Regions from separate parts of the Homo sapiens genome. Here region 2 is linked to region 1. Evidence: chromatin loops called from intact Hi-C (ENCODE). Cell type or tissue: mammary epithelial cell. All regions are shown on one strand. Each heading gives the region's core, and the rest is flanking DNA. Links, peaks and the distances in the headings are about the cores only. Region 1 overlaps LINC01340 (long intergenic non-protein coding RNA 1340). Region 2 overlaps LINC01340 (long intergenic non-protein coding RNA 1340).

Evidence for each region. A loop is a pair of places that touch in the nucleus more often than their neighbours do. Peaks named below come from ENCODE experiments on the same cell type or tissue, not always from the same donor. Only the 100,000 strongest peaks of a DNase experiment are listed, where the experiment ranks them.
Region 2: a loop joins it to region 1, with 2.3 times the contacts of the local background. A loop is called at or near these places in 1 of 110 quality-filtered maps.

Annotation. Positions count from the first base shown.
Region 1 is chr5:97,557,234-97,562,622 of GRCh38, forward strand. All of the region lies in intron 2 of LINC01340 (long intergenic non-protein coding RNA 1340), which reads left to right. Among named protein-coding and RNA genes, the nearest start is that of LINC01340, 55 kb to the left of the region's middle. In mammary epithelial cell, for the core only: no CTCF peak of the experiment used is centred there; a DNase peak (open chromatin) is centred at 3,258; H3K27ac peaks cover 1,465 bases.
Region 2 is chr5:97,627,315-97,632,703 of GRCh38, forward strand. The region is part of intron 2 of LINC01340 (long intergenic non-protein coding RNA 1340); the gene reads left to right. Among named protein-coding and RNA genes, the nearest start is that of LINC01340, 130 kb to the left of the region's middle. In mammary epithelial cell, for the core only: no CTCF peak of the experiment used is centred there; a DNase peak (open chromatin) is centred at 2,227.

The DNA.
Region 1 (5,389 bases), core at 255-5,254:
TTTACATCTCTGCCCTGAGCAACTTAACTAAATTTTGAATTGGGGCCAGCTTTAGTAGGGAACACTCCAACTGCTAAAGTGCAGTGAATCACTGAATATAATTGTGGGATAAAAATATGAAGCTCAGACTGTCAAATTGCAATTGGGGACCTATGTATAATGTAATGTCCTGTTTTGGAATTTAAATATTTCAAGATGGAATGTATCACATTTGATATTTATCCTATCTGGTAATTTTTCCCTAAGCTCAACAAGATGCTGCAAAATTTCAGCGCTTTTATATTTCAATAGATTAGTATTATATCTACAGTCTTCATATATAGGTGGAGAGAAAATAAATATCTAAATTTGGAACCCTAGAATAGACGTCTGTCATGGGGCAGCACACATTTCATGGAGTGACTGCTATGGTCCAAGTGTTTGTGTTCCTTCTCAAATTTATATATTGAAATCCTAGCCTCTAGGGTGATGGTATTAAGAAGTGAGGCTTTTTGGGAGGTGATTAGTTCATGAGGATGGAGCCTTCAGGAATGAGATTGGTGCCCTTATGAGAGAGGCCCAAGGGAGCTCATTTGCCCCTTCTACCATGTGAGGACACAGCTAGCGGGTGCCATCTGTGAACCAGTGAGCAGTTCTTCACTAGACAGCAAATCTGCCAGCATCTTGATCTTGGACTTCTCAGTCTCAGGAGCTGGGAAAAATACATTTCTTTAGTTTATAAGCCACCTAGTTTATGGTATGTTTGTTATAGCATCCTGAATTAACTAAGACAGTAACCCAGAACCAGAACCCAAGAATTCACTTCATGACAAGCAAGGTAATTATGTAATTTGTTGATCAAATTAAAATAATTTTGAGAGCAAAGGGTGTTCTTAAAGATCATACTGAGATGAAAACCTGGGACTATTTCAGGCAAATGTGGATAGTCACACTAGGAGTAAATAAATTTAAATCCTCAGCCACTTCTGATTCTATGGCTGTGATACAACATCTATTGAAGACTATAACGTTTTATTTTAGTTCTTGTTCAGGTAATTTTTAAAAAGTATTTTCTTAATACTAAGTCTTTGGAAATATTATTTATAAACACAGACTACATAAACCCATACACATAGACATATTTATTTCTTCATTCAGCCTTTCATTCATTCAAGAAATATTAATTGAGCACCTTTTATATTCTAGATGGTGTACTAGATTTTGGGGTGGTGATAAGAAAACAAGAGCTGGTATTATTGTCTTTATGATTTATGTTGTCTACTGTATGCAGTGGACATTAAGCACAGTTACACAAAACACTGTCAGAACTGTGTTGTGTTACCAAAGAGGTGCATGTGGGCCTAAGGATAATATAAAACAAAAATTTGACTCTGTCGAATAATTCAGAGGAGCATTTCTCAGCAGGTGATAATTGTGCTGAGATGTAAAGGATGAGAAGAGATAAGTAGTCATGATGAGAATGTAGAACAGAGAGAGCAATTTGCTTAGTACCAGACTGATGCCAGCTCCCTTCCAATCCAGATACACCCAAGGAATATTCGCGGGCAGATCTTGGTAACAGATTGGGTTTACATTTTCTTTTTTGTGGTTAACTTTTGATTTCCGAATGTGGTAGGTGGGCTAATAGCATTTGACTGTATGTTGGAGAAGGAAGAGAAGGCTGGAAAGGCTTAAAGAAGAAATTTGTGATGGAGAAAGAGAAGTAGAACAACTCTCGTAGGGCGGAGAACTGCAGGGTTCAAGCAGACATGCTCAAGAGATGATGTGTGGAAAATGTATGATGTGTGGGGATGACTATTTCTCCATAAACCTGGCTGTAAGTGACATGGCTTTTGAAGATGGATTTGCATTTGAGGGAGGCTGAGACTGGCCAGGTGGAGAACAGTGGTGGCCTGAGAAGGCCCTATTTCCTTTTAGCTTGCCACATATGTTCAAGGGAATTTTTTAGTTTTTGTCATGTGTTGTATTCATATAGCTTTTGTAATTCTTACAGTAATTTATCTGCAGTTTCCAGGAAATAAGCTACAGTAATGAAATGTGAGCTAGTTATCTACCTCATTAGGATTATCTATATAAACTTCCTAGCTTAACCACTTGTACTTTGTGTAATGGATTACATTTTCCCTCCCCAGTAAGAGTTCCAATTTTAGGGAAGTTTAAGTTAAAGGGAGCTACCATTTGACCTGCTCATCTGAAAACAAATATTTTTGATGTTGTGGTTGTGTTATTAGGCAGATAATGTGTGCTTGTGTGTATGTGTGTGTGTGTGTGTCTATGCATGAACACAATACGTGCATGCATGTGCAGGAAACTGAGAGCCTAGTTTGACACCAAGTTTTTAAAAATATACATGGGTACGGTAAGATTGACACATGTAAATGAATTTTTAAATAACATGAATGTTATTCAATGAATGTTACCCAAATGTTGATTTGTCCAGAAGTTAAAAGGGTATATACTAGAGAAAATTAAATGTAAAATAATGACTCACCGGGGGGTGGGGATTTTTATTAGATATATATGCTTATAATTGAATATAAAATCAAGAAAGATACCAACTTATATTTAGGCCCCTGCATTTTTTAAGCCATAGCTATATTTTTGCTCAATTGATCCATGTCCAAAGTTTTATGTATTTTCTCTGTCTCAGCGGTTCCCATGACTTCAAAATGCCCTATATACAGTTGAGCCCAGTGTGGAATGATAGTACAGAAAAGAAAATTAGTGACTTCTATCAGAATAAGCCTTGAACGATAGCTCTGAAGCAGAAAGTGTGAGCCCACATCTGAAAGGGAAAAACAAATGGCTATGAATAATGCAGCTATGTAGAAGCAGAGTGGGAAGGCAAAAAAGTTTTCAGGCTTATTTCTGGTTCAATTCAATGACTATCTTTTTATATATCTGCAGTGAATACAGGATTTTCTCATTGGCTAGACTAAAATGCCACAAAATACTAAATTTCATGTTTTCTTCTTTACATGGAGTTTTCATTGCATTCTTCTTTTCCCTAGGATAATAAAACTCTTTATTTCCTAATTGCTCAATGGGGGATCCACATGGCTAGGATAATAATGAGCTGGCATAAAGCCTCGATTTCTGGAAGGCTCTGTGGATTCAGGGAAGTCACAAGGTTTACTAAAGTGAATTCCTTTTTGCTTGCAATTGATCCCCCAGGTAATGTAGACTAAAGAAGAAAGATACAACTTCAGGCATTAATGAAAAGGCCCCATGATCTGGAAAGGAACTTTGTTCAAGTGAGGGCATGTCAGCCACAGAGCTTTAAAAAAATGAATCACAAGATCTGTATGTTTTAGTGAAGTTCCCTGAAATGTCTTGACATGAGCTGGTTGTATCACAGAAAATCACCTTCCATTGACTTTAAGCCAAATCATTTACATTAGAGATTCAGCTGGAAGCCTGCCTAAATGTTTGAGGGATTATTTTTATAAACTCAGAGTAGATAGTGTGAATACTAATTGTCTTCTTAATGAGAGGATAAGCTGCTCAAAAATGACGGTCTCTGTTGATATCCAAAGATGAGCACTCAACATGGCATGGGACTGGTGGCTCCAGTCTTCATAAGGCTGAGCAGGCATTTTAAGAACTGCTATTCACTAAGGTGTGGATGTGGTCTCCCTTCTGATTCCTTTCCAAGATATGGATCATGCAGTATTTTTAAGGCCATAGCTGCAATGTTTGTCCTCAGTCTTTCATTAGCATTATGATTTTTAAAGCTCTGAGAGCCATCAGTAGAAAAGCACTAGCCCCACTGAAGTCATTATGTGCAGAGGAGTTAAAAGATCAATACTGATTACTGAGTTGGTTCTCTGTTGTGCATTTTAAGGATGATCGTGATACTGAAATACTAAGTAGTAGCTTAGAAAGATATAATACTGCATTTGCTGGTGTTATTTTAACATCCAAAAGGCAATTGGTGATCCCTTAGAGTTTTAACGTTAATGAATTTTTAAAGTTTAGAAAAGTAAAACATAACTTGTAGGCAAAAAATAGGCTTACATGGCATTACACATAATACTTCCTCTAAAGTACCTTTCAGTAACATAATAGTGTTTTTAAACCATAATTCCATTTTACTAGATTATTAGATATTAGATTTTTTTAAATTACTGTGTTCCCAGAACATCTTTTTTATCCATTTTGAATGAGTGTTCTGAATGTTGTAATAGCAGAAGCTTGGACTTAGAACAAGAGAGAGAGGGAATAGTTCTTCCCTCACACACCCTGATTCTGGCCTCTCAATATCCCTTGACTTTGTTAGAACACTTATCACAATAAGAATGATAAAGAAGATAATGAGAATATTTAGTTAGATGAAGAGAAGACTTAGGAAGAACGTGAAGACTGTCTTCAAATATTTTCATGTTCCATGGATTTCTTGAATAGATGGATGGAGGGATAAGTGAAAAAATGAATGAATGAATGAATGGATGAATGAATGAATGCAGCTCTTAGTGGAAGGCATAGGGCAGCAGCAGGCAGTGGTTGAAATGCTCTCTACCTTTAGGGGATGGACACAAATGAAAAGACAATGACTATGTAGGGTGGCAAGTAAAAGAGCGAAGAAACTATTTCTGAGTAGCTTCATATGGCAGAACTAAAATGAGTGTCAATTTTTACTTTAAGTAAATTTTATGTCAAATGATTTCATAGGTCTATTACAAAAATATTATTCAATTTAACATGTTTGTTGAAGACCTACTATTTGCAGTCGCCCCAGATAGATATGAAATATGTGCATGGGTGGAGGGACAAGTAGCATAAGGATGATGAGAACACCGTTAGGAACATGCGCTTTGGTAGCCAGTGAGCTTCCACACCTGCAAATGCATTTAGAAGTGCCCCCAGTATGGCGTAGTGCAGGTGTTAGGTCAGTGTGTTCAATTCATTCAACTAGAATAAATTAAACATTTTTTTCCTAAATAGTTTTGATAACTCTCTGATTTATGTGCATATTCTCACTATATGTTTAACTTTTAGTAAGGGTAAATGGTTTTATGAGATATACACTGGTGTTTACTTCCAACCAAAGAAAAAAGAAACAAACCCCTCTTCTTTATTCATGTATAGGTTTATTAGTAAACTTTTCACTTATTTTAATGTCTTTTATAGAGAAGTTGAAGATGGCCTTGAGGGAAAGCCAGCTCCCAGCAGGATCTGAGGTGTTTGCTGAGGAATGGCCATCCTCAAAGTAATGACCTAGCACTAAGCAGTCTGCTATTGGCAAGGTGATTCTAGAGTTATCTTTAGGAATTAGACTTAGCATTGGCTATTTTTATATTTTGGGATATGGGGTTAATTTATATAGAGGTTAAATTACTTCATGACGATTAACAATTTCATGTTATAGAAAGTGTGAAGCTTGCGTTTC
Region 2 (5,389 bases), core at 205-5,204, 70 kb after region 1:
AGTTAAGCTAAGGCTTTTCTTTTGTACTGGCTTCTATGCAATGGATTTGCAGATGTGATTGCAAAGCAGGATTCTCCCCACATGAAGCTTTCTCCCAACTTGGGCCTCCTCTTGTGGTATAATGGCTAGGATACAAAAATGCATGTGTGCATATAAAATGAGATAATAACAATCTTGTTAATGCAAGAAAGATGGAAGCACTAACTGCCTGAAGCAAACAGGGAAGGCTCTAAAAAAGTAGGAATTTCTCAGCTGGAGCAGTGGGAGGCTGCAGTTCTAAGCAGAGAAATCGCCACATGCAAAAGATAGTGACAAATGAAAGTAAATTAGGTACTCTTGGATGGAGCGGTTTGCCAGAGGTGGAACAATGGGCCTGAGGGGGTGAGGAAAAAGAGGTAGGAGTATCAGAAGTTACCAAGAGATACATCTGGAAAGGTGAGTAGAAACGGACTGGAAAGTGGGAATAAAGAAATAATGTAAACTTAATTCTTGGAATTGGTGCCCAAGCTTAGAATCTGTGCTTTAATTTGACCTGTGGGTTCTGTAAAAACTAATTATATTTAATAGAAGCCCCTTCACTTTTGATGTTGCCTTTAAGTTCCAGCTTCAGAGAGAAATATTATGTTTTATCTAAGCCTTTTAACTAAAAGATGAGTTTGTCAGTCTCAAAGAATTACATGCTTATTTTATTGGAAGATTTTTATGCTTTATTTTACATGACATCAGGAAATATCTGTGGAAATACTCACTTCCAGTTGATCAGAAATGAGAGAAACAAAATAAATAAAATTCAGTTGAAAGAAATACTTATGAAAATGTGCATTTTGGAGTGCTCTTTGTAATCCTGTTAAGTGAATGTCATGTCAGGCAAGCTTCTGCAGCCTTCATTCATCTGGCAGATATCTGAATGGCAGCCAGCAGGCTGCAGCCACATTACCCGTGTCTCACTGTCTTTCCTTCCAGATGTTGTCTCTTACCCCTGGTTTTACAGAAACAAGGAGTGTCAGGAAAAAATTGAAAAAGAAAAAAAATTCAAACAACTTGCTTGTCTTCACAAAATTAACTCTGCTGCCTTGCTACTGTCAGGCAAATCTCTTGATCCTCTTTATACCTCTACAGTCTTCAGCTCTTTCCTTTTTCTTACACCAAATCATCATATAACCGAGTCTCAGGTACATGAGGATTATTTAAACTTTCATTTATTGGGCTCTCAGAATTCACAGTGTCATAGAAACTAGAATCAATAAGTACTATGCAAATGTGTAAGATGTAATTCTTTTCTATAATAATAAACATCTGGCTGGTGAGAGGTGAGAAGAGCCTTGTTGTAAGTGAAATTGAGACTGGACTACTCATGAGAAGAGCATAAAAGGGATTAATAAATCCTAAAATTCCAATGAGAAAGCACAGACCTCATTTGGCTTATGTAGAGAGGTCCCAAATCCCATGCTGGAGGTGTATATAATGATAGGTTATTAAATTGCTGGGCTAGCTCCATCCTCCCTTTCTATAGGGACTGAGGCCATCAATTACTATGCAGAAAATGTGCATCCATTGTGACATGAGATGATCAGCAGGGAGGCAATGCAGCAGGCACTTTCTCTTTAGTGAAATATATTCAGAGAAAACATGTTCCTGGAGCTCTGTTCAGCAAGCAGATTAAGAATTTAATACAATTTTCTAAGTGAGAAGTCCTCAGATGCTGTCTCATTGCCCTTCTGTCTTTCTGGTTTAAATTAAACAGGATGTGTATCTTGTTAGTGAAGGAAAACTGAAAATGGTCTGCAAGATGAATTGGAGAATACAAAAATCCAGCAAAAGCAATAGCAATACAATTGTTCGAGCACATGCCTGCGGACAGTTCACGGCTTAGCTGACACTCAAATTGTCTTTTGAAAGTTGATAAACTTCAGATCACATGTCAAGAAGATAATTTGCAGTATTAAAAAAATAGATAGCCCTTCCTGACTCTTAAAAGTGTGGTTTAGTGCTTTCCAAATTTTTTCACATTGTGAATTGTACCTCTTTTCTTGCCGCCTCCACTTTCTGGCATGGCAGGCAGATTTCAGATCTCTCCTCACTGGAAATGCCAGATCATAGCGCTATGGCAACCAGCACTGTCGCGAGATCCTTCCAAGGATGCCACCCCCACAAATTCTTCTAACCCATGACTATTTCTCATAATTTCCTGCTCCTCCAAAGGGCAGGGCAGATGGCCAGGCCCCAGAGCACACAATGCTGACAGTTGTTCCAGCTCTAAGGCTGTCAGAAGGGCCCACTCTAGATGTCCACAGACATTTTGGATTCAGATCCTATCACTCTTAAATATGGAAGTTTGCAAACTTGTGCTTTTTTTTTTTAGTCAGTCATCTCTATATTTTCCATAAGTGATATTAATAAATTTCCAAAATAATGTATTACAACCATTGATATTTAAATATAAATTCTATTTCCTCACTTCAAATCCTTAGGATACAACGTTCTTCAGGTTAATTGATTTCAATCTCTGTCTTCTTTTACACACACACACACACACACACACACACACTATATATATATATATATATATATTAAAATGCTCTCAGGAAAGCAAAAGAGGAAATTTTCCATCAAACACATGTAAGGCTTCAAGGAAACCTTGAAGTTGGAATTTTGATGTTATCTCTGCATTGTTTCCATTTAGGAACTTCAGTGATTTAATTTAATTAATTTATTTATTTTTGAGATGGAGTCTCACACTGTTGCATGGGCTGGAGTGCAGTGGCGCAATCTCAGCTGACTGCAACCTCCGCCTCCCAGGTTCAAGTGATTCTCCTGCCTCAGCCTCCCGAGTAGCTGGGATTACAGGCATGTGCCACCATACCCGGCTATTTTTTTTGTATTTTCAGTAGAGATGGGGTTTCACTATGTTGTCCAGGCTGGTCTTGAACTCCTGACCTTGTGATCCGCCCACCTTGGCCTCCCAAAGTGCTGGGATTGCAGGTGTGAGCCACAGCGCCCAGCCCAGTGATTTTATTTTTATGGATAAAAATGTAATTGATTTGTTGGCTTGTTTTAATTTGGAATCTTTCTTAGGAGATTTAGTAGGTACAACATTTGCATTTATTTATTTCTTCATGTATTGGATAAATATTTATTGAATTTATGTGTCAGGCACTTTGTAGGCACTGAAGGTACATCCATAAACAGTATTTACAATGACTTCTTCTCTCATTTACTCACAATCTGGAGGAAAGCTGTAGAAAGTCTAAAAGCTTGATTATTTTTAGTGGCCAGGAGAACTGGGTTCTAGTGTTGCTACTTATATCAATCATTATGTGGTTTCGACCTAGACATAGACTTCCGTAGACTACTTTTCTTGTTTGGAAAATAAAAAAGAAAGGCTGGTTGTAAGTTTTTGTGTTTTGTTTTTCACCAGCATAGCAATAATGAAAATGGTAGCTCTAGCCTCTTTAGCCTCAAAAAGAACATGGAATATGTGAACCTAGTAATTTTGTCTATGGTAATTTATTCACTCCTGCATTTAATAAGTGTGCAGCGCATGTCTTCTTTGTGAGTAGAGACTGTGCTTAGTGAGTCAGGAATAAACAGATAGAGGAGACAGGTTTCACTTCTCATGATCTACTGGGGAGGCCTTCATTAAAGTAACTAGTGGAACTCCAGTGGAATAAATGCTGTGATTACTAGCAGTCTGAAGAAGGTACAGTGGGGGACAGGCCAGAGTATAATTGATTCTGCCCTTGGGATTTAGGTAAGGCTGGCAATGGGGGAGACATTTGACCTGGGTCTCTAGGGAATGGAAAGGTGGAACTGGTGAGAACGAGAAGAGAAAATGATGAGTGCATGTATGGAGATGTGACATGGCACTGTGTGTGGTAAAAGGCAAAGAAAGTAAAAAGTACTTTTAAGATAAGACTTAGGGGTCAGTCTTCAAGATGAGTGAGAGGAGATAAGAAAGGAGAACAAATACAGACTAGATAGTGAAGAACCTTAAATGCTTCACTAGGAAATTTTAACTTTATTAAGACAATAAGCTTGAACTGAATGTTTTTCTGGGTCCAGGTCAATGGCATTAATTTGTCTTGTTTTCAATGTTAGCTACTATGTAGAATACTTAAGAGTATCCTTGGCACAAGACAGGGATGCCCTCTCTCACCACTCCTATTCAACATAGTGTTGGAAGTTCTGGCCAGGGCAATCAGGCAGGAGAAGGAAATAAAGGGTATTCAATTAGGAAAAGAGGAAGTCAAATTGTCCCTGTTTGCAGATGACATGATTGTATATCTAGAAAACCCCATTGTCTCAGCCCAAAATCTCCTTAAGCTGATAAGCAACTTTAGCAAAGTCTCAGGATACAAAATCAATGTACAAAAATCACAAGCATTCTTATACACCAACAACAGACAAACAGAGAGCCAAATCATGAGTGAACTCCCATTCACAATTGCTTCAAAGAGAATAAAATACCTAGGAATCCAACTTACAAGGGATGTGAAGGACCTCTTCAAGCAGAACTACAAACCACTGCTCAATGAAATAAAAGAGGATACAAACAAATGGAAGAACATTCCATGCTCATGGGTAGGAAGAATCAATATCGTGAAAATGGCCATACTGCCCAAGGTAATTTACAGATTCGATGCCATCCCCATCAAGCTACCAATGACTTTCTTCACAGAATTGGAAAAAACTACTTTAAAGTTCATATGGAACCAAAAAAGAGCCCGCACCGCCAAGTCAATCCTAAGCCAAAAGAACAAAGCTGGAGGCATCACACTACCTGACTTCAAACTATACTACAAGGCTACAGTAACCAAAACAGCATGGTACTGGTACCAAAACAGAGATATAGATCAATGGAACAGAACAGAGCCCTCAGAAATAACGCCACATATCTACAACTATCTGATCTTTGACAAACCTGAGAAAAACAAGCAATGGGGAAAGGATTCCCTATTTAATAAATGGTGCTGGGAAAACTGGCTAGCCATATGTAGAAAGCTGAAACTGGATCCCTTCCTTACACCTTATACAAAAATCAATTCAAGATGGATTAAAGACTTAAACGTTAGACCTAAAACCATAAAAACCCTAGAAGAAAACCTACGCATTACCATTCAGGACATAGGCATGGGCAAGGACTTCATGTCTAAAACACCAAAAGCAATGGCAACAAAAGACAAAATTGACAAATGGGATCTAATTAAACTCAAGAGCTTCTGCACAGCAAAAGAAACTACCATCAGAGTGAACAGGCAACCTACAAAATGGGAGAAAATTTTTGCAACCTACTCATCTGACAAAGGGCTAATATCCAGAATCTACAATGAACTCAAACAAATTTACAAGAAAAAAACAAACAACCCCATCAAAAAGTGGGCAAAGGACA